Regions from separate parts of the Homo sapiens genome. Here region 1 is linked to region 2. A link is a loop called in an ENCODE intact Hi-C map of the cell type or tissue named here. Cell type or tissue: IMR-90. All regions are shown on one strand. Links, peaks and the distances in the headings refer to the core of each region. The heading gives the core; the rest is flanking DNA. Region 1 overlaps CDK6 (cyclin dependent kinase 6). Region 2 overlaps CDK6-AS1 (CDK6 antisense RNA 1).

Region 1 (9,966 bases), core at 828-8,827, 260 kb after region 2:
TCCTTCCTCTGAGACCTTTCAAGTTTCATTATACACACATCAAGGTCTGTAGCCAAACCTGCAATATTTAGATGAAAATATATTGGTGCATTTATTTCTTACTATAGAACTTAAACTCCACAGGGCAAGGATCTTTGCTTTGTTTACTTGGATATCCCAGAGGCAGAGAACTATATCCAGCACATAGTCAGCATTCAATAAAGATTCGTTGAATGAGTATATGAATTTCCTGTATTCTTATTTGGATCCATAAGTTTATTGGCTTTGCTGTGCAGAAGCAGCAGTTATATCGGTCCCTTCAAGAAACTGCCTGCAGAGATTCCTGGAGTCATCTGCCTGGAGCATTGCCCACTCACCTCCTCAACTCACCTCCTGGCTGCTCCACGTCATTCTTCCAATCTCATCTTAAATGTTATTTCCTTAAAGAAACCTTTCCTGACCCAGAGTAAAATCAGTACCTTCGGGTATTCACTCTCACAACACCTTGACTTTTTTCCTTCATAGCACTTAGCACAGTTTGCACTTATATTTATTTTAGTGTTTTCTGGCTTAAAACCTGTTTGCCCTATCACTCATGAAACTATAAACCAGACCCTCTCTATTTTACTCACCACTGTATAACTAGTACCTAACAGAGCATGGCATAAAGTGGCTACTAAGTAAATGAATAATGAATAAATGAATGAACATACTGCAGCCTGTAGGTCAGAGCCCATCACTCTGTGAGTAGCTCTGGCATAAAATGGGCCAAATGCATCGTTTGCTCCTTGCCTTTTTCAAAACAGTTTTCCCATGTTTCTCTTCAGTCACTTAGTCTCAAGATTTTTCTTCAGTAGAGTTTAGTCATTTTTTTATTTTATATTCCCAGAAAGCACTTAATTTTAAATTCAGAGGTTTTATGTCATTTTACTAATCAAAACAGTATAAACATATTAAGTCAATACTGGTCCTAGCATTATTCCTTTGGTAGTTCTAATGTTTACACTTAATATATTTAACTCAGTTGCATAATAAGGAAATGAAACTTACAGAAGAATCCCATGGGATTCTTCTCTCAATTAATGAATGAGCAAATATTCTTTGAAAACCTACCAGGTGCTGGCCAGGCGCAGTGGCTCATGCCTGTAATCCTAGCACTTTGGGAGGCCAAGGTGGGCAGATTACCTGAAATTGGGAGTTTAAGACCAGCCTGGCCAACATGGTGAAACGCTATCTCTACTAAAAACACAAAAATTTGCCAGATGTGATGGCAGGCACCTGTAATCCCAGCTACTCGGGAGGCTGAGGCAGGAGAATCGCTTGAACCTGGGAGGGAGAGGTTGCAGTGAGCCGAGATCGCGCCACTGCACTCTGGCCTGGGTGACACAGCAAGACTCCATCTCAAAAAAAAAAAAGAAAAAGAAAAAGAAAAAAGAAAACCTACCAGGTGCTTACAATCATTCTGGGCACTGTGGAAGATAGCAAAAACCTGAAGACTGAGCCTGAAGGAGGTTATAACTTACATGAGCAAATAAAAATGTGCATGATGTGTTAGCATGTAATAATTAGCAAACAGTATCAGACCAGGCATATGTAAGTGCTGAGCCACATGGTACAGATTTTTAAAACTGTTAAGAGCTTAGAAAAGTCAGATATTACCCTGAACTAGAATAATAGGGGCTTCCTGAAGTTAGTCCTGAGCTGGATTTTGAAGATGTTTGATTGGATATTTAACAAGAACTTCATTAGGCAAGCCACAAAAATAGCAGTGCATTCATTCTCAGAAAAGCAAGACCTGGCTGTACTGGAAGGTATAAGTTGGGAAATAGTGTCGTGTATGCACAATCACCGTTGGATTATATGAATCACACAGTCTTTATGACTCCTTTTCCATTCAATTCAATACCATACAGAGATAAAGCCACACCTTTGGACAAATACAGCCGGGGTGTGAGCCGCCAAAAGATGGAGCCTTACTAAGGAGTATCCACGAAGTAAATAAACTCCGAAGGAAAGACTTGGAAGGTCATCCAACATACTCATAAATTCCAGCTATTGCCAAAGATGAAAGGGAAGTGAGAGCCATGAGGAACAATAGGAAGGAGTGCCCCTGCCCCCTCTTAACTGCCTGTTTACAGGAGGGGAGGAGCAGCAGTGCTGCCCAGATGGCAGAGCCAAAGTTAGAATGAAGCTTCTTCCTCACCCTAAGACCTCTTTAGGAAATCCTGTTTGTGACGGTGGCTTCACTGTGAAGTCATCAGGAGCCCCCTCCCCGGGTTGCAGGAGCACACTTCTGGATTGAACCATGGTTTCTAATGCTGCTTGGAAATCTTATTATCATGTGCACTCAGCAAGATAGAAACTGCATATCAGGTGAAGCTTGGGTCAGACTTTATTTTGCAAGCATTTACTTATCTTTCTTGTACGATGGAAATGCTGGCAACACAATAGCTTAAAAACAAGATAAGCCTCATCTTTTTTCCTGTGTGGGTATGTTAGGGAATGATGGTTTTGATGGCCTTTAAAAAGCAGGAAAGGGCAAAGCCCTGTGATGCCATTTCTTTGGCATTTCATTACTTCATTAAGAGAATTATCCTAAAAGCCTGGGAGCTGTAATACGGCTTAAAAACTGATGAGAGCTGAGTGAAAACACCATAGACTCCAAACCAAATTAACCAGAAGGTTCATCCCAAAGAGACCCGCTTTTATATTCGCACCTGGGGTGTGTACTTTTCCTTCTGCCACTCAAGAGCTTTTGCGTGTGGGGGTGAACAATTTGCTTTCCATGCCAAACCCGATGAAATGGGATTTGTCTTCCCTCTCAGACAGGTGGCCAAGCTGTAACAGAGAGGGCTCTGCCTGGCTGCTTGCCTCTTTGGACATGCAGCACTGTCAGTGCAGCGCCAGGCCCCATATCTGACCCTGTGGCCTCACAATCTGGAGGCCCACATTGGCAGCCTGGGGTGGTGACAGCTTCGGTCAGTTGTTGTGGAGTTCCACTGGCAGACAAAGAAGAGTAGGCGAGTGTGCTGATCCAGGTTCCTTCTGTATGATAGAAGAAACCTCTAAGGTCCTGGTAATGTGTGAACCAGTGGAATACCTGCTCCAATAATTAAAGTATGAGCTTTCCTTCCTCTTTTTCAGGGTGGACCAGGCCTTGGGAAAGGAATTTTGGCCTTCCCAGACTGTACACATTACTTAATGTGTCCTTCTACACTTATTACATGCATCAGGAGCAGATTTCACAAGCCTTCTTCCTATGAGACTAGGTTAGTCACTAGGGTTAATTATTCAGTAGTTAAAGGAAATATTGTGATGGAGGGAAAAATAGATTTCCAGAAGCCAGGGAGTAGAGGGCCTCAGAACATCAAATTGCTCCATGAAGAGAGTACACAGCCATTTTTATTTCAGTCTTTGAACATGAGATAGTAATCGTGATTTGAATTCTCTAAACCTCAAAAATATTCCCTTCTTAGCTGTAAATAGCCACTTGTCCCAACCCCATATATCCATGGGGAGCTTCTGTTCTCCCAGAGAAAATGCAGTTAATTATAGCAAAGAAAGGGACCCTAGGTCTCCCCTTCCTGCCTTAAGAGTAATCTCCAGTATCTCTACTCATGAGATAATAAAATGTATCATTTTCAGAAATTTGAAGAAGGTAGGTCAGGACTCACCAGTGCTGTTTCAAAAGCCTTTTGGTTGTGAGTGCCACATCTGACCACTGCACAGATAGCACTGAGAAAGAAAATTGGACCCAGTTCTCTGCTTTTGCCTTCCATTCTCCCTGTAAGGGTCCACGTGAACAGCAAGTTTGGCCTGGTTTCCTTAGGTCCCTCTGGGCCCATTTCTTTTCTTTCATCATCTTTCCTAAAGCTGATATGACAATTCCATGGGGAAGAAACAAATAGTACACTTGGATGAACTTTGCGAAACACAAAGACCTTTCCTCTTATCCCTGATTCTAAAGGGATTTTTCTGTATTTAATAAGTAAATAAATGAGAACAGTTTTAGACTGAATAGTAAGTGTCCCATTTATATCATATTTGTGATGTTTTGAACAGGGTGAAGGAAACCATTCGTGATAAAGCACATGGATTAAAAATCGTGGTTGACTTGTTTAACAGAACCCAAGTCATAAAGCTCCCTTGAAGAGTACTCAAAAATTCTAGCTACAACCAAAGATGAAAAGAAAGTGAATAGACCTCAGCAGGCCTGCCTCCTCTGTTTCATCCTTTAGGTTAAATGTCACCTCCTTAAAGAGGCTTTTTCTATTATTCTCCACCAGCATATCTTATTTTCTTCATAACACTTACCACTTATTTAATGATTTTCTTTCTCCCTAAACTGTAAGCCTCACAAGGGCAGGGACCACGTCAGTCTTATTTCTGTGTTCCCTACACTCAGCATAGTGATAAGCACATCACAGACTCCAAATGTGCTGAATGAGTGAATGAGCTGCTGAAGCGTGCTATAATGGCAAACCTGTTCCAAGTTCTTCATGGACTTACAGACTCCTCTGGATCACCTCTTTCTTTTCTTAGAACCAACTGAAGAATACTACTTGGTCTCAACATCAGGCTTACCAGTGTTATTCCCATTAGTTCATTTGTATTTTTTAAAACCCGGGATTTGGCCGGGCGTGGTGGCTCAAGCCTGTAATCCCAACACTTTGGGAGGCCAAGGCAAGCAGATCACTTGAGTCCAGGAGTTCGAGACCATCCTGGGCAACATGGCCAAACCCTGTCTCTACAAAAAATTAGTCAGGTGTGGTGGTACATGCCTATAGTCCCAGCTACCTTGGAGGCTGAAGTGGGAGGATCACCTGAGCTCAGGAGGTCAAGGCTGCATTGAGCTGTGATCACACAACTGTATTCCAGCTTTGGTGACAGAGGTAGACCCTGTCTCAAAAAAAAAAAAAAAAATTCTTTTTTCAGCCTGAGTCTCAAGTCCACTAGCAGTTCCGTAGTCATAGCCAAACGATGCGATGTAGTGAAGTGGTCATGAGAGCCAGCTTTGGAGCATCTAGTTGTCTCTATCACTTCTTAGCTCAATGATGATGAGTTATCATTAACCATCCCTCAACCTCAGTTTCCTCAATTGTAAAATGAGGATATTAATATATATCCCCCACATAGCATTGATCTGAGGTTAAACAGTATGTATAAAGCACTTCACTTTTGTCTTTTTGCATTGTACATGTTCAGTGAAACTTAGCCACTGAACTTCCTGTTCATAATGTTAAATTACCTTGGTGTATCACTTTTCTAGAACAGGATAAAGGATGGCTTCTTCTCAGAGGTAACAGAAGACATTAGAAGAATTCAGAATCAAAAAAGTCCAAGGACCTGGAGTACTGGGATTCTAGACAGAACCTCAAGCGTGGGGTACACAGCATGAACTGAGGTCACAGTGGGCTGGGCGGCATGGCCAAATGACTCAATAGTGAAGTGATGACTAATCATTGTAGTGCTCCTTATATCTCTCCCCCTATATCCCACCACAGTCACCACAAAGGCCAGAGCTGGTCCTAGAGTCTGGCAAAAGGCTGAGCATGAAAGTGAGTTTAAGGAAACCCATCTAATAAGATTAAAGAAACTATGCAGGGCTCTGGGGTCAAGGCGTGGGGTCAGCTGACTCCTCCACAAGGAGGAGTTGGGGGCTCCTACTTGGTCTTCCCTTGTTTTCCATAGTTCCTCACAGAATCCAGAGGGCAGTCCCCAAGGCTCTCAGAGTCTTACTCTGAGCCACAGGAAGAAGTACCTTACGCCAGCTCACAGGGGAACTCCAAACAGTCAGCAGGAAGAAACTCAGTCACTCAGATGAAAATGATGGTGTCTCACCATTCTTCTATGCAGTTTTCTAAGGGGCAAGACAGAGACATTTGGCTGTGAGACATTAATTAATCGAACAGAATGTACTTTAACTGTTACCTTTCTTATCTAAGGCTGTGTGGCCGGCTCACTGGTTTTAGTCAAGTAAAGAGCAATGACTTATGCATTTAATGATCTCACTAGACATAATTTCCTTTCATATTGGTTTGTAAGACAGGTGCTATCCTCTCCCATCTCAGGTGGAGCTCAGAAGGCCCATTTGTTCTAATATTCCTGAACCATGTAGGATCAGCAATCTGGACTGTTTTTTAAAAATCTTATAAAAATCTGTATAATGTATGCATCTTATGTAAGATTATTTTTTAAATAGTATGTATTATGTTCTTTCATTTAACAAAAATATACATGGTTGTTGTAGAGCTTTTAAAATACGAGTAAAGAGTATAAGTCTATAGTATCTTGTTATACCAGAAAGTAAGAAAATGCTCAAAAAATATGGGAACATACCAGAAAGGCACAGAATTTAGCTTGAAGGAGCCACTGGACAAATATAAAACAATTTGGGCATCAAAATACATAATTATAGTAAAGGATTATAACCTCCTGAATAAAATTAAAATCCATGAGTCCATGCTGATATAAATAAAGTGGGAGAAAAGAGAGCTTTGTCTTACAGTAGACTGACAATCAATAATAACAGAGTGAATGATGGAGTTAGAAAATCATCAATGGATGATGCTAAAACTACTGAGTGGAAATTTCATCAAGAGATTTACGTAGTGTCAAAATGGCTCTTTACAAGATACTTACTTTAAAAATAAAAATAGGAAAAGAAAGAGGAAAGAAAAATAAACCATAAACCAGTGACCAAGAGATGACCATTACTAATGGTTTAATAGTTATCTTTCAACTGTTTTTCCTATGCATTATAACATTTTAATTTTCTTGTAAAATTAGATCATGCTTTTTTGTAATCTGCTTTTCTTATATAAAAATATATCTGGATCTTATTTATTTGTATTTAAATATTCCCTGGTACATAGTAGGCATGTAGTAAATATTGGTTGAGTGAATGAAATTTGCAAGACTTTAAGGAAAGCTGTGATGCACATTGGTGTAAGTAAAGTTTTTTTCATTCTCATGATTATTCCTTTAGGACTAACTCCCGGAAGTGGAATAGTGATACAAAGCATATTCAAAACCCTGAGCCCTTTGATACGTGGAGCCAAATTGCCCTCCAGAAAGATTTTTCTACTTTATTTTCCCTCCAGGGGTGTATTAAATGAATGTCATTCAATACATTTTTAAGGAGGAAGATTGGGATTAAATGTGTGTGAAATACCCAGAGTAGACCCAGAAGTCGTCAGTCAGAAAGTAATAGTCATCCAAATTCTTTTCCCTGTATCTGTAGGTTAGATTCTGTCAGGACCAAAAGCTGGGATTAGTAAGAGTTGTCAAAGCCTTCAGTCATAGAAAATGGAGTTTTTGTTGATACGGGAAGCTCCAAGTTGGGATAGACTCTTATTTTCATTAAGCCAGTCATATACCGTATAATGTGCTATACCATCCTTCTTTTGTATCTATTGAAAAATCCTATCAGCTGCACTGGACCTGAAGTCTACTATGTCAAAGTAAATGATAAAGAGAAAAACCTGGTTCCTGTTTATGATAGGCTAGCATTGAACATCACTGTTATCAACACAGAACCTCCATGAGGGCCCCCTTCCATTTGCACTTTGATGCTGGCTACTTAGCACACTTAACACCAGCTGTTTCCAGTGCCGTTGCCAAAGGTGGGCAGAGCAAGGTGCAGGATACATATACGTTCCATGGGCAGCTGAGCGGCGTGCTCTCTTGTGCTAGCCAGTGCCTGTGGCAACCCTTCCCTCCTGACTTCAGCCTCCCCACTAGTTGCAGCCAGGTGGTGTATTATCTCCTGATCTATATATACATTAAACATATTATTAAGGAGAACCCAGAAGAAGATATTTAGAGAGATAGATACCCTTGGATTCAAAAGATGAGCAATCAGAAAAATTATACCATAATTTGAATTTGCTTATATTTTCCTTTTTGGCTTTCACTGGCTAGCATGTTCTCAAGTGATGACAGTTGGGCTGATTGAGAGCCGTTAGTCAAATCCAGTAACAGTATTAATCTGTGGTTGGAAATGACTGTTAAAGTAAGTGCCAGGCTATTCAGTTGTGGTTTTTATTCCAGCTTCCAATGGTGCCAGGCTTCCAGCAGGAGGAATAGAGGCTGTGGTAAAGGAAACCGTTGGCAAATGAAAGAAACCAGAAACTGTCACTACCCATAACAACGAAACAACAAAAAAATTTACAGAAAAGGAAGGGGAGACAAAGGAAATTGTTTAAAGTGGTTGAAGCCTGTACAGTCTGATGTGATCATTAGGCGTGAGGGTGCCGCAGCATGGTGGTGCCTAAGACACTGACTCCAATTTTCCAGTGAGAACAGGAAGGCTTTAAGCACCAAAGCCATGCTGTCCAGTAATACTGCTGAGCAAGAAAGCTTTTCTTGAAGGAAGAGAATAGCGTTTAATTGAGACTATTTTTGTCAGTCTCCTAACATGCTCCTCAGACCACTAATATGCAAAAGAACCTAAGGATCTGGTCACCAAGTTACGTCAAAAGAGTTTACCCCATAGTCCTTTTTACTGCCTTTTGCAGAACAAACGTTTAATAATGTCGCTATTGTTCATTGGTTATCAAGAAATAACTCATTGTAACTCAGAAGTGCTTAGCAAAGAATCTATCTCATATGTACTTTCTTTATTTCAAGAACTTTAAGGAGGCAGGTTTTCTACGTGTGTTCACCAAAGCGCCAAGATTTTTTTTAATATTTTGAGAAAATATTTTCAGTAAATCTGTATTCATTGAATGAAATATTAAGTGGATCCATAAAGAAGCAGATGATATAAGTCCCAGGATAACATCAGGAGAATCTGAACACAGTGTAGCTGAAGCATTTCATCACCCCCCAACAAGAAAATTGCTATTTTGCCAACTATTCTACCACATTGCAGTGTTTCTAAGATCTACATTTTTTTCACATTTATTTCTAAAAATCAAAATGTGAATTGCAGTCAACTGGTGACATCTTAGATCTGATGAGATATGGTGGTTCTCCTGGAAAAGCAAAAGTTAGTAATTTTCAGCATATCATTGGCATCCAATGTTTAACTCTGGGGGGGTCAAAAGACATCTTCAAGCACTAGTGAAGAAGACATATTTAATTTGAGGACATTTTTATTATAATTTAGTAGGTAAGTGATGTTCCTTCAAGGCATTCAAGGAACCCACTCTGGAATAGACTAAAGAGACTCTGAGTCAGTTAGTGTTGCCCACGAGGGTCACAGCCGGTCAATGGCAGACCTGGACTGAGGTTCCTGCCCAGTCTGGAGGGTCAACACAGGGTGTGTTGTCCTGCTACCTGTCAGAGCAGGCACAAAGCAAGACTCAGTGAGGCAGACCCCGATTTGCTCTGAAGCATCCTTCTATCTGGGCATTGGCAGAACTCCCAAATGAGTGGGTAAAGGTACCAAAAAAGTTCAGCCTCAAATGAGTGGGTCAGTAAGACATGAGACAGTGAAACGTTGTTCAATTGTGGGACATGGGATTGGCTTGGCAGAGTCACTCTGCTCCATGCTCAGCCTGCAGCCTCCTCCCTGGTATCAAGGCCTTCCTACTTCCAGGTTCATCTTTTGAAATACATCATTTATTTTCAAAATATACTGATGTTAATAAAAATAATGCCAAAGATATACTAAAAGTTTATTTTCTATATCTTTTGGAAAATTTATAAATTTCCATATAAAGAAAATGAAAATGTCTTTTAAATTTTTTAGCATGCAAAACCACAGTAATCCAAAGTATACATTAGTTATGAGCTAAAATTATACCATCTGAAGGTGCATTTTATGAGCAATGCATACAATGTCTATTAACAAATTATACCAACATGTTATTTGTAATACGTTAAATACTTTTACTCATAATGCTTTGTAAGCTTTAAAGGGCCCTACTTAATTAGATGGGATAAATGAACACAGCACAAACTTTCATTTTTTTTTAATGCCTTTCAGCAAGTGATCAAATTTTGAAATTTATCTCAGCGTTCTCTTTTTTCCTGCTTCCC
Region 2 (9,966 bases), core at 1,357-9,356:
AGTGTGTATGTAAATTTTGATAATATTTAACTTTTTATGATAGAGTCGTGCATATTTTATGATAGTAAATGGTAAAACAGATTATTGTCTACACATATTATGTGCATTCATAACATATCTAACTTTTTCTTAATTCACACAGTTCATCTGTTTTTTCAAATTGTTGCAAATCTCCAAAGCATTTTCCAAAATATATATGGAGAAAAATCTGCATAGTAAGTGAAACCTGTGCAGTTCAAGCTTGTGTTGCTCAAGGGTCAACTGTATACACAAATATATATAATGATATAAATTTTATTACCCAGTGAAGTAAGGTTATGTTATCCCCAGTTTACAGATGAGGAAACTGCCTAAGATAAGATAGATAAAGGATTGGCAAACATCTGCTTAAAGGGTCAAAGAGTAAATATTTTAGGATTTAGGCCATGACCCAACCTCTGTTACAACTACTCAGCTCTGCCATTGTAGCATAGATGTAGCCACAGATGTCATAAATAAATTGTCATGTCAGTGTTCCAATAAAACTTTATTTACAAAAACATGCGACTTACCCATATGCCATATTTGCCAATCCCTTGGATAGATAACTAGATTTTTTTAAGTCCTGTTGATAAAGCAGTCATCAAGCTATAGTTTACTAAGAAAAACATTTACAATTAAAAAGGATTGTTGATTTTTAAAACATTTTGATGAACCATATTAATACATTTCCTAATATTAAGACATATTTGATTTCTGTAATAAACTTTATTCTTACTTTTAATGTATTTGCTGCACATACAAGAGAAATGAAAGCCCAGACTATAAGGATCCAGATCCAGAAGAAAAGGGAGTTACAGAGAGAAGTAAGCCCAACATTCTGCATGCAAATTTTCCTATGAAGCATTTCCTGATTTCTAAGATGAGCACATATGGGGCAAGATGGCAGCAACTAGACAGAAAGCAGCTGCTAAGAAGCTAAAAAGCTAAGCAGATATTTAGGCAATCTCATGGTACCAAGGAAACAAAAATTGGAATTCAGGAACCACCAAGTAAAAGAGGCACTAGTAAACACTTCAGGCTTTCAATTACGGCCCTGAAAGGGATATACCCTAGGAGTAAGAATAATGCAGAAATAGAAAAGGCTTAACCAGATTAAAGTGTTCTGCATGTACTCTATCTGCCCTCCAGGAGAAAAAAACTAAATCTTTTCTGGAAAAGCTTACATCATTCAGAGACTAATTTTTTCAATAAATTTCTTGTAATCAGTAAAAACTTACTAAGTATACTAGGAAACGGGGCCAAACAAACAAAAATAAAGAGAAAAAATAGACAATGAAAAACAGAACCATAGGTGATACAGACATTGGAGTTATAAGACACTGACTCTAAAATAACTGTAACTGATATTTTGAAAAAACATAAATAAGAAGATTTTAAAAATTCACCAGGGAATTAAAACCCATTTTTAAAGTACCAAACACTACAATTAAAATTTAAGAAACTACCACTTTTTGTGTTTCATTGTAGTATCAAAGAAGAATATTCACCATTTTCTGAAAAAGACTACTAAAACATTTCCCTTTTTAATTACATATACCTGAGCCCAGATTTTCTTTATGTACTGCAATCAAAACAACATATCACAATGGATTAAAGACAGAAGCAATAAGAGAATCCCACTGGTTTCCATTAAACTGGGCATTTTAAAAAAATTGTAAAAACAAGCCAGGCATGGTGGCACATGCCTGTAATCCCAGCTACTTGGGAGGCTGAGTCAGGAGAATTGCTTGAACCTGGGAGGTGGAGGTTGCAGTGAGCCGAGATTGCGCCACTGCACTCCAGCCTGGGCAACAAGAGAAAAACTCCATCCAAAAAAAAAATTGTAAAAACATAAAGCAAGGTTCTTTTTCTCACTTAATATTTTTTGTTTTAGAAAATATAGCTGTTTTCACTTATTTATGTATTTTAACATGTAATGGGTTTATTGTTATTTTTAAATTATTTAGTAAGTATGTTTAAATTTTCTCAGTTTTCCATTTCATTGTGGTAACAATTAATAGATATAACCCACATAAAGAAAAGCTCTTTAGAGTTCTCAATACTTTTTAAGATTGTAAAGGGGTCGCAAGACCAAAAGGTTTGATAACACTGATCTATAGATTCAAAACATTTACAATCAAGTTCTCAGGATGTTTTCTGTGTATCTGTCTGTGTGTGTGGAAATTGGCAAACTGTTTCTAAGCTTTATATGGAAATGCAAAGGATCAAAAATAGCCAAGAGAATTGTGAAGAAGATTAGCTTACAGCTATCAAAGTTTATTTTAAAGCTACAGTAACCAAAAGAGTGATATTGGCACCAGGAAAAATAAACAGACCAAGAGGATAGAATTGAGTCCAGAAATAGTCCTTGTATACAGTTACCTGATTTTCAACAACACTGTTACTATGATGGAGTGGAAAAAGGATGGTCTTTTAAATAAATTATGCTGGATTGATTGTTCCACATTCTCATCAGCATTTGGTATTTCAGTGTTTTGGATTTTAATGATTCTAATAGATGTGTGGTATTATCTTGTTGTAATTTGAAATTCTCTAACGGCATATGATGTTGGACATATGTTGATATGCCATTTGCTGTCTGTATATCTTCTTTGGTGAGGTGTTCGTTCAGGTCTTTTGCCCACTTTATAATTGGGTTGTTTGTTTTCTTACTGTTGAGTTTTAAGATGTCTTTGTATATTTTGGATTCAAGACCTTTATCTGGTACGTGTTTTACAAATATTTCCCCTCAGTCTGTGACTTGTTTTTTTTTACTCTCTTAAGTTAATGCTTTAAAGGAAATTAAAAACAGAATCTTCTCTTATGTTATATTCTAGAACTTGTATTGATTTATCTTTCAATCCTTCTGAAATTGATTTTTATATCTGATGTGAAGTAGGGGTCAAGTTTTACATACACACACGTATATACACACACAGACACACATATACATATATACATATATAGAATACACACACACACACACACACACACACACACACACGCACACACATCCATCCAGAACTCTTATTCGTTGCTGGTAGGATTGTAAAATAGTACAGCCACTTTGGAAGACAAATGGAATTTTATGACAATGCTAAACCTTGTCTCGCCTTATGATCCAGCAATCATACTCCTATGTATTTGCCCAAATGACTTAAAAACTTATGTCCACACAAAAATTTGACATGAATGTTTGCAGGAACTTTATTAATAATTGCCTAAAATTGAATGCAACCAAGATGTCTTTCAATAGATAAATGAAATTAGCAAACTGTGGTACATCCCTACAATGTAATATTAATACTATTAAGCAATAAGAAAAAAATGACCCACAAACAGATATAGAGGAACCTTCAATGCATATTGCCAAGTGAAAGACGCCAGTTTGAAAGGCTACATATGTATATCTCCAACAAATGTCATTTTGGAAAAGACAAAACTATAGAGACAGTAAAAAGATTAGTGGTTGCCAAGGTGTATTAATCAGGGCTTTCCAGACAAACAGAAGCAATAGGATATTTATAAACATATGAGATGGACTTTATGTTAATAACAATGTATCAATATCAGTTCATCAACTGTAACAAATGTATCATATCAATGCAAGACATAAATTAATAGGGAAACTGGAAGAGCAGGGAGTGTATGGGAATCTCTGTTCTTTGGCTCAATTTTTCTGTAAAACTAAAATTGCATTAAAAATAAAGTCTATTAATTAAAATAAAATGCACTAACATAATAAAATTGTTGATCATTTGGACTTATTAAAATTTAAAGCTTCTACTCATCAAAAGACACCATTAAGAGAGTGAAAAGGCAAGATGCAAAGTGGAAGAAGATATCTGACATATTTAAATCACACAAACAATTCATATCTAGACTATGTAAGTATCTCTTATAAATTTATAAAAAACACAGGCTCAATTTTTTTCTAAATGGGAAAAAAACTTGAACAGCTTTTTACAAGAGATATCCAAATGACCGATGAACATGAATAGGTACTCAACATTACTAGTTATCCAGAAAATGCAAATTGAAAACAACATAGGCTATCTCTACACACACCGTAGAATGGCTAAAATTAAAAAGATTGACAATACCAAGTATTGATGAGGATATAGAGCAACAGAAACTCATAGGATGCTTTGAGGGTGTAAATTGGTAAAAACTACTTTGGAAATTTTGTTACCAGTAAAGCTGAGCATATGTGCACCGTATGATTCAGAAATTCAATCTGCAGGTATAAAATTAAATGAAATGCATACATATGTGCACAAAATGATAGTTATGAGAATGAGAATATTCCTAGCACATTATTCTCCATAGCACCAAACTAGAAGCAACCCAAATGCCCATTGTATTAGTCCATTCTCACACTGCTACAAAGACATACCTGGGACTGGGTAATTTATAAAGAAAACAGATTTAATTAGCTTGCAGTTCTGCAGGATGTATAGGCTTCTGCTCCTGGGGAGACCTCAGGAAACTTACAATCATGGTGGAAGACAAAGAGGAAGCAGGCACAGTCTTCACATGGCCAGGAGGAGAGAGAGGGAGTGAAGTGGCAGGTGCTACACACTTTCAAACAACCAGATCTTGTGAGAAATCCATCACAAGAGCAGCAACAGGAAAGTCCGTCCCCGTGATTCAATCACCTTCCACAAGGCCCCTCCTCCAACACTGGGGATACAATTTGACATGAGATTTTGGTAGGGACACAGAGCCAAACTATATTACCCATTAACAATAGAATAGATAAATTGTAGTATATATGTATAATGGAATACAATTTAGCAATGAAGAAAACTATATCTATCTATAAAAACATTAATGAACCTCAAAGGTATAACATTTAGCAACAAAAGAGTATATACTATGTAATCTCATTCAAATAAAATTCAAAAACAGGCAACATTAATTTATAGTAATAGGAATCTGTGCCGTGGTTACCTTTGGAGGAAGTAACAACAGGGACAGGAGCACATAGTAGGCCTCTGTGGTGGTGTTAATGTTCAGTATCTTGCTTTGTGTCAAAATCAAGCTGTAAAATTAAATTTATGCCCTTACAAGTCCATAAATTAAATTTAAATTTAATAAGTGAAACAAAAGCTATATCGTTGCCTAAATCAACCAACCATAAAGTCATGAGTCATAAAAATTCCCAAATTACTTTTAATCCTATCATTCCTAACCCTAAAACAGTGAGGCCCTCCTGATAAAAAGACGCACTCTCATTACAGACAGTCCAATGCTCTTCCTGTGCCCAGCACATTATTAATAATTAATAACTAATATTTTAGTGCCAGACACCACACTGACTAAATAGTTATTGTGGATGAATATAGTTAGGGTGGATAATAGTGTGGACTAAATAGTTAGTGTGGATTAATGCAAATCATGCATTAATATATTGAAATCTCCCAATAACCCTTAGAGATGGCTATTATTAAGCTACTCTATAGATGAGAAAGTAAATTTTCACAAGGTCACTATATCAGTCAATATCTTTCATTACAATTAAAAGAGACCAACTTTCGTTTAAGCAAAAGGGAATGTGCTTAAAAGGGCATTGCAGAACTCCCAGAGTTGCCAGGACTGCCAATGTGAGGACTCTGTAGCCATGAACAATACCCCAGATCAAGTAATGGAGCTGGTCCAATGTGAAAACACTGTCTTATTGCCCAGCACTGGTGAGTGTGGCCCACTCTGCCACACTGCCAGACCTGGAGCCCAGACACGGGCACTGGCAAGTCTGCCACTGCTCTGTGGGAGCTTGCCATAACTTCTGCCACCAGCACGACCAGCAAGAATGACTCTCAGTTCCCACTGCAGCAACCAAGTGCTGAGCACATGTTTCATGCCCTAAGGCAAAAAGGAATATATGCACTTAAAAAATCCCAGGTTTGGAAGGTGGCAAGTGGGAATTTGAACCCAGCTGACTTGGTTCCAAAACCAAAGGCTCAAATTTTTGCGAGGCTGTCTACAAACGGGTGATGTTACTTTACCATTTAAAGGACCAAATGAGGCAAGCAAATCCAACAACAAGCAAACCCAACAACACTTCATGTCACTGTGTCACTATCAGAAAGATTCAAAAATGAATTGCTTGACTAATTTATAGACAGAACAAAACTATTTATATGACAAATAGGGCTGCTGGAAATCACCAAGTGCTTTAATAAAGGCAGACAGGGAGGACCCCATATGACAGCTCATCCGAGAACCAGAACTGCACCATGTGGGGCCATGTGGCTGCATGCTGACTCAGAAGAGGGGTGGGGAAGGAGGGCCGCTTCTGATTCACCAAGACCACATCCTGCCCCTCCTTCATTCTTTCCCCTGGAAGCTGCATATCAATCTTCTTAGTGAAATCTCCCCAAAGCATGGGGCTCAGGTATTTTCAGCAAACGTCTGTGAACCTAAGAGTCCCATTTTCCAGGAACATTTGGCCCTGCTTCTTTTCAATGGCATTTAGGTGTGAAGTTGACTATGACTAAGTGTGAAGCTGATAGTCTGCACATGAATACTCAGGGCTTGATTTGGGTTATTTAGTTTTCCCTGTGTTTTCTTGGGCACAAACCAATATCTAACATCATATATATATATATATATATATATATATATATATATATATATATATATATATATATATATATATATGTCCTTTAAAAAACTGGCTTTAGCTGGTTTAAATCAGAAAGAAAATTCTTAAACACACAATACCAGTTAGGTAACAACTTGGGAGAAATGTGTTCTTTCTGACAATCGTGTAAATACATATTCATTATCATCAAAGACTAAACAAGCATGTCATCCTGCTCTGATTCATCTTAGGAAAACATGTGGTAGGCAATTCAAAATCCTTCAAATAAAGAATAAAAAGAGGCAAGGTCAAGTTTTTTGTTAAAGGAAATTTAGTAAAATTAGTGTATTTGTGGACTTTTTAATTTTGTTTGCAGTTTTGAAGGTTGGGGTTTTTTGGGGTTTTTTACTTTTGTTTTGGGCTATCATTATTATTATTGGTTTCTATGAAGGCAGTAGTGGGAGTTAGGATTAGAAAGGTTGTGGTAGTCAATATATGGAGGACTTTGAAAGGTTAGGGATCTGATCTTTATTCTGTAGGGAGGGAGTAATTCATAAAGGTTTTTTATCTACTTTATTTTTACAATTTTTTAGCCAAATAGAACAAAGAGAAAAGTGTGGAAATTTTAAGTAAATTTAATTTTTTAAATCACACGTTATGCAATCACCATTCATGTCAAGAAATAGCTACCAGCACCTCAGGAAGTTCCCTTGTGGTATTTTTAAATTTAAAAAATTATCAACTATAACCAAATAGAGTGAAAACGTAAAACATGTATGTTCTGTTTAACATGTCATTGCCATCAAGGTCAAGAAGTCTAAGATCGAAAGCACCCCAGAAATCTCCTGAGTTTAACTTTGAAATCTCCTGAGTTTAACTTCGAAATCTCCTGAGTTTAACTTCCAAATCACAACTTTCTCCCTCCGCATCCACCATTCCCAAACCATAAGGTAATTGCTACCCAAATATTTGGAATAACCATTTCTTTGTTTTACTTTGTTTTTACCACCTAGGTATGCATTGCTAAATAAGATAGTTTAGTTTTGCCGTTTTTGAACTTTGTTCAGATACAATCATGCTTGATGTTTTCTTTGTTGTTTTGCTTCTTTACCCAACAGTATTTTTGAGGAGTCATCCATGCTGATTCTTGTAGTTCATAGTCAATTTCTTTATTATAAATAATCTGTTGCATGAATATATCACAAGTTATTTATCCATGCTATAGTTGTTAGACAGTTAGTGGTTTCCAGGCTGAGGCTATTACAAATAATGTTAAGGCATTGTCTGTGTGTATGTAAGGGAAAAAGAGAGAGAGGATTAAGATGTATCTAGTAGTACTATGCAAGCTGAACTCAGATAGGGAGGAAAGAATCACGGAATTTAGTTGGGAGACTCAACCATAACAATCAAACATATGAGCTTAGTGATTAAAAAAGAAAGTAAGAAAGGACAGATTCCTAGCAGGAGTTCCCATTAATCTGCATTTTTGCCTGCTTTTGATGCTATCCATAATTTTAAATGTTTGCTAAAATAATAAGGAAAAATTAGCTATTGCTTTACATTTCAGTTCCCTAATTAGTAGTGAATTTGAGCATTCTCTTGTATTTTTTCATCAGACTATGAAAATTTGTGTGTAAATTGCCTATGCATATCCTTTGCCCATTTTTCTATCAACTAATTCTTGTCTTTCTTGCTGATTTGGGGGAACTCAGTAACTTCTGAATATTAATCCTTTGTCTATTACCTATATTGTATAGATATTTTACTTGCATATTGCTTATCTCTGTTCACAGTGTCTTTTGCTGTATGTAAATTTTTAATTTGTATATATGATGACTTTTTTGAGGTGTTACCTTGGCTAGGCTACAATATCTAATTATTCAATTAAACATCTAGTCTTAGTTTTCTTGTGAAGGTAGTTTGCAGATATAATTAAAGCCCTTACTCAAGTGACCTTAAATAAGGGAGATTATCTTAAATAATCTGAGTAAACCCGATTAAATCAGTTGAAAAGCCTTAAAAGTGGGACCGAGGCTTCTCCCAAAGGAATATGAAGTTTCACACTATGATATTCCCTTTCTAAAGACCTTCTCTACTGATTTCAGACTTTCTTAGTAAGCCCCAACAATCACACAAGCCAATCCATATGTGTGTGTGTGTGTGTGTGTCTATCTGTATGTGTACACACACATCTCTATCTTTCTATACATGTATCTATCTATCTGCATCTATATCTGTCTATATATATGTGTATGTGTGTGTGTGTGTGTGTGTGTATTTAAATTTGAATTTGTATTTATAATTATTCTCCCTGCTGGTTCTGCTTCTCTGGTTGAACCCTGACTGATACAGTATAATATTTTTACATAGTCAATCTATCAATATTCTCATTTATAGCTGCTGGGTTTTGTGTCTTGCTGACTTAGTCTTCATATAAATATGTTTGTAAGTCATGATTATACAGAATTGGTAGTAATGGCTAAAGATTGAAAAGCCCCTTCACTCCTCTCTACTATTTCTTCCCCATCTAGAAGTAACCATTGTTAATAAGTTGGACTATATTTGTCAAGCCTATTTTTTATACAAAAAAATAGCCCGTGTGTGTGTGTGTGTGTGTGTGTGTGTGTGTGTGTAAAAGTCTACAAAGTGAGCTGGAAGAACACATCCCAACTTAATGACAATGATTACATGTAAATGAGAAAAAAGTGGTAGACAGAAGTGAAAAGGGACTTTCAGCATTTTGTACTTTTGATTGTCTAAATCTTAGATAATGAGAATCTATTTGTATTTAAGTGATTTTTATATTAAAAAAACTTCATAAAAATTATTAATAATGATTCCATGATTCCAATATTTCAAATTTGGGTAAGCCAAGAGATAATGGTTCCATTGAGATAAATAAAAATGCCAAAAACCAGATGTTTACTTCAAGAATTACAAACTCCAAAGCCATGCTTAAATGCATAATAAAAGACAATAGGAAGATTGAATGTGGTGTCTAGCTAGGAGCACATGCTTGACCTAACTTTCAAAAGTCTACGGACAAATAAAACATATCTACAGGCCAAATTTGGCTTTTGGGCCATAGCTGTGTAACCCTTCCAACGATATAGGAAAAGAAGAGGTTGATTTCAAATCAAGAACGATAGAATTTGAGCCTTAGAGATGTTTTTAAAATCATAAAAGCTAAGACTCCAGTAAAAACAACAGCATAATTTGGTAAGAACTTGTTCCTTTTGAAAGGTGTATTATAGATACACACTCATGTTGTTTAAGAATTTCATCCTATTCTGATTTAATTTTGGCTGAAGGGCTGGAGCAATACAAAATTCTCTTCATCTACTTTCAGATAAATAGGA

What was found. Hi-C counts contacts between places; a loop is a spot of excess contacts. Peaks named below come from ENCODE experiments on the same cell type or tissue, not always from the same donor. Only the 100,000 strongest peaks of a DNase experiment are listed, where the experiment ranks them.
Region 1: it touches region 2 in a loop (2.0-fold over the local background); 2 of 110 quality-filtered maps call a loop at or near these places.

Annotation. Positions count from the first base shown.
Region 1 is chr7:92,637,832-92,647,797 of GRCh38, reverse strand. The region is part of intron 5 of CDK6 (cyclin dependent kinase 6); the gene reads left to right. LOC112268009 (a long non-coding RNA gene) reads left to right here. Exons shown (of 2, transcript XR_002956577.2): 1 at 1-5,537; 2 at 5,671-9,592. Among named protein-coding and RNA genes, the nearest start is that of FAM133B, 52 kb to the right of the region's middle. RefSeq lists an enhancer at 5,658-5,707. In IMR-90, for the core only: no CTCF peak of the experiment used is centred there; DNase peaks (open chromatin) are centred at 5,447 and 5,757; H3K27ac peaks cover 291 bases.
Region 2 is chr7:92,900,829-92,910,794 of GRCh38, reverse strand. The region is part of intron 1 of CDK6-AS1 (CDK6 antisense RNA 1); the gene reads right to left. Among named protein-coding and RNA genes, the nearest start is that of CDK6, 69 kb to the right of the region's middle. In IMR-90, for the core only: no CTCF peak of the experiment used is centred there; a DNase peak (open chromatin) is centred at 6,304; H3K27ac peaks cover 340 bases.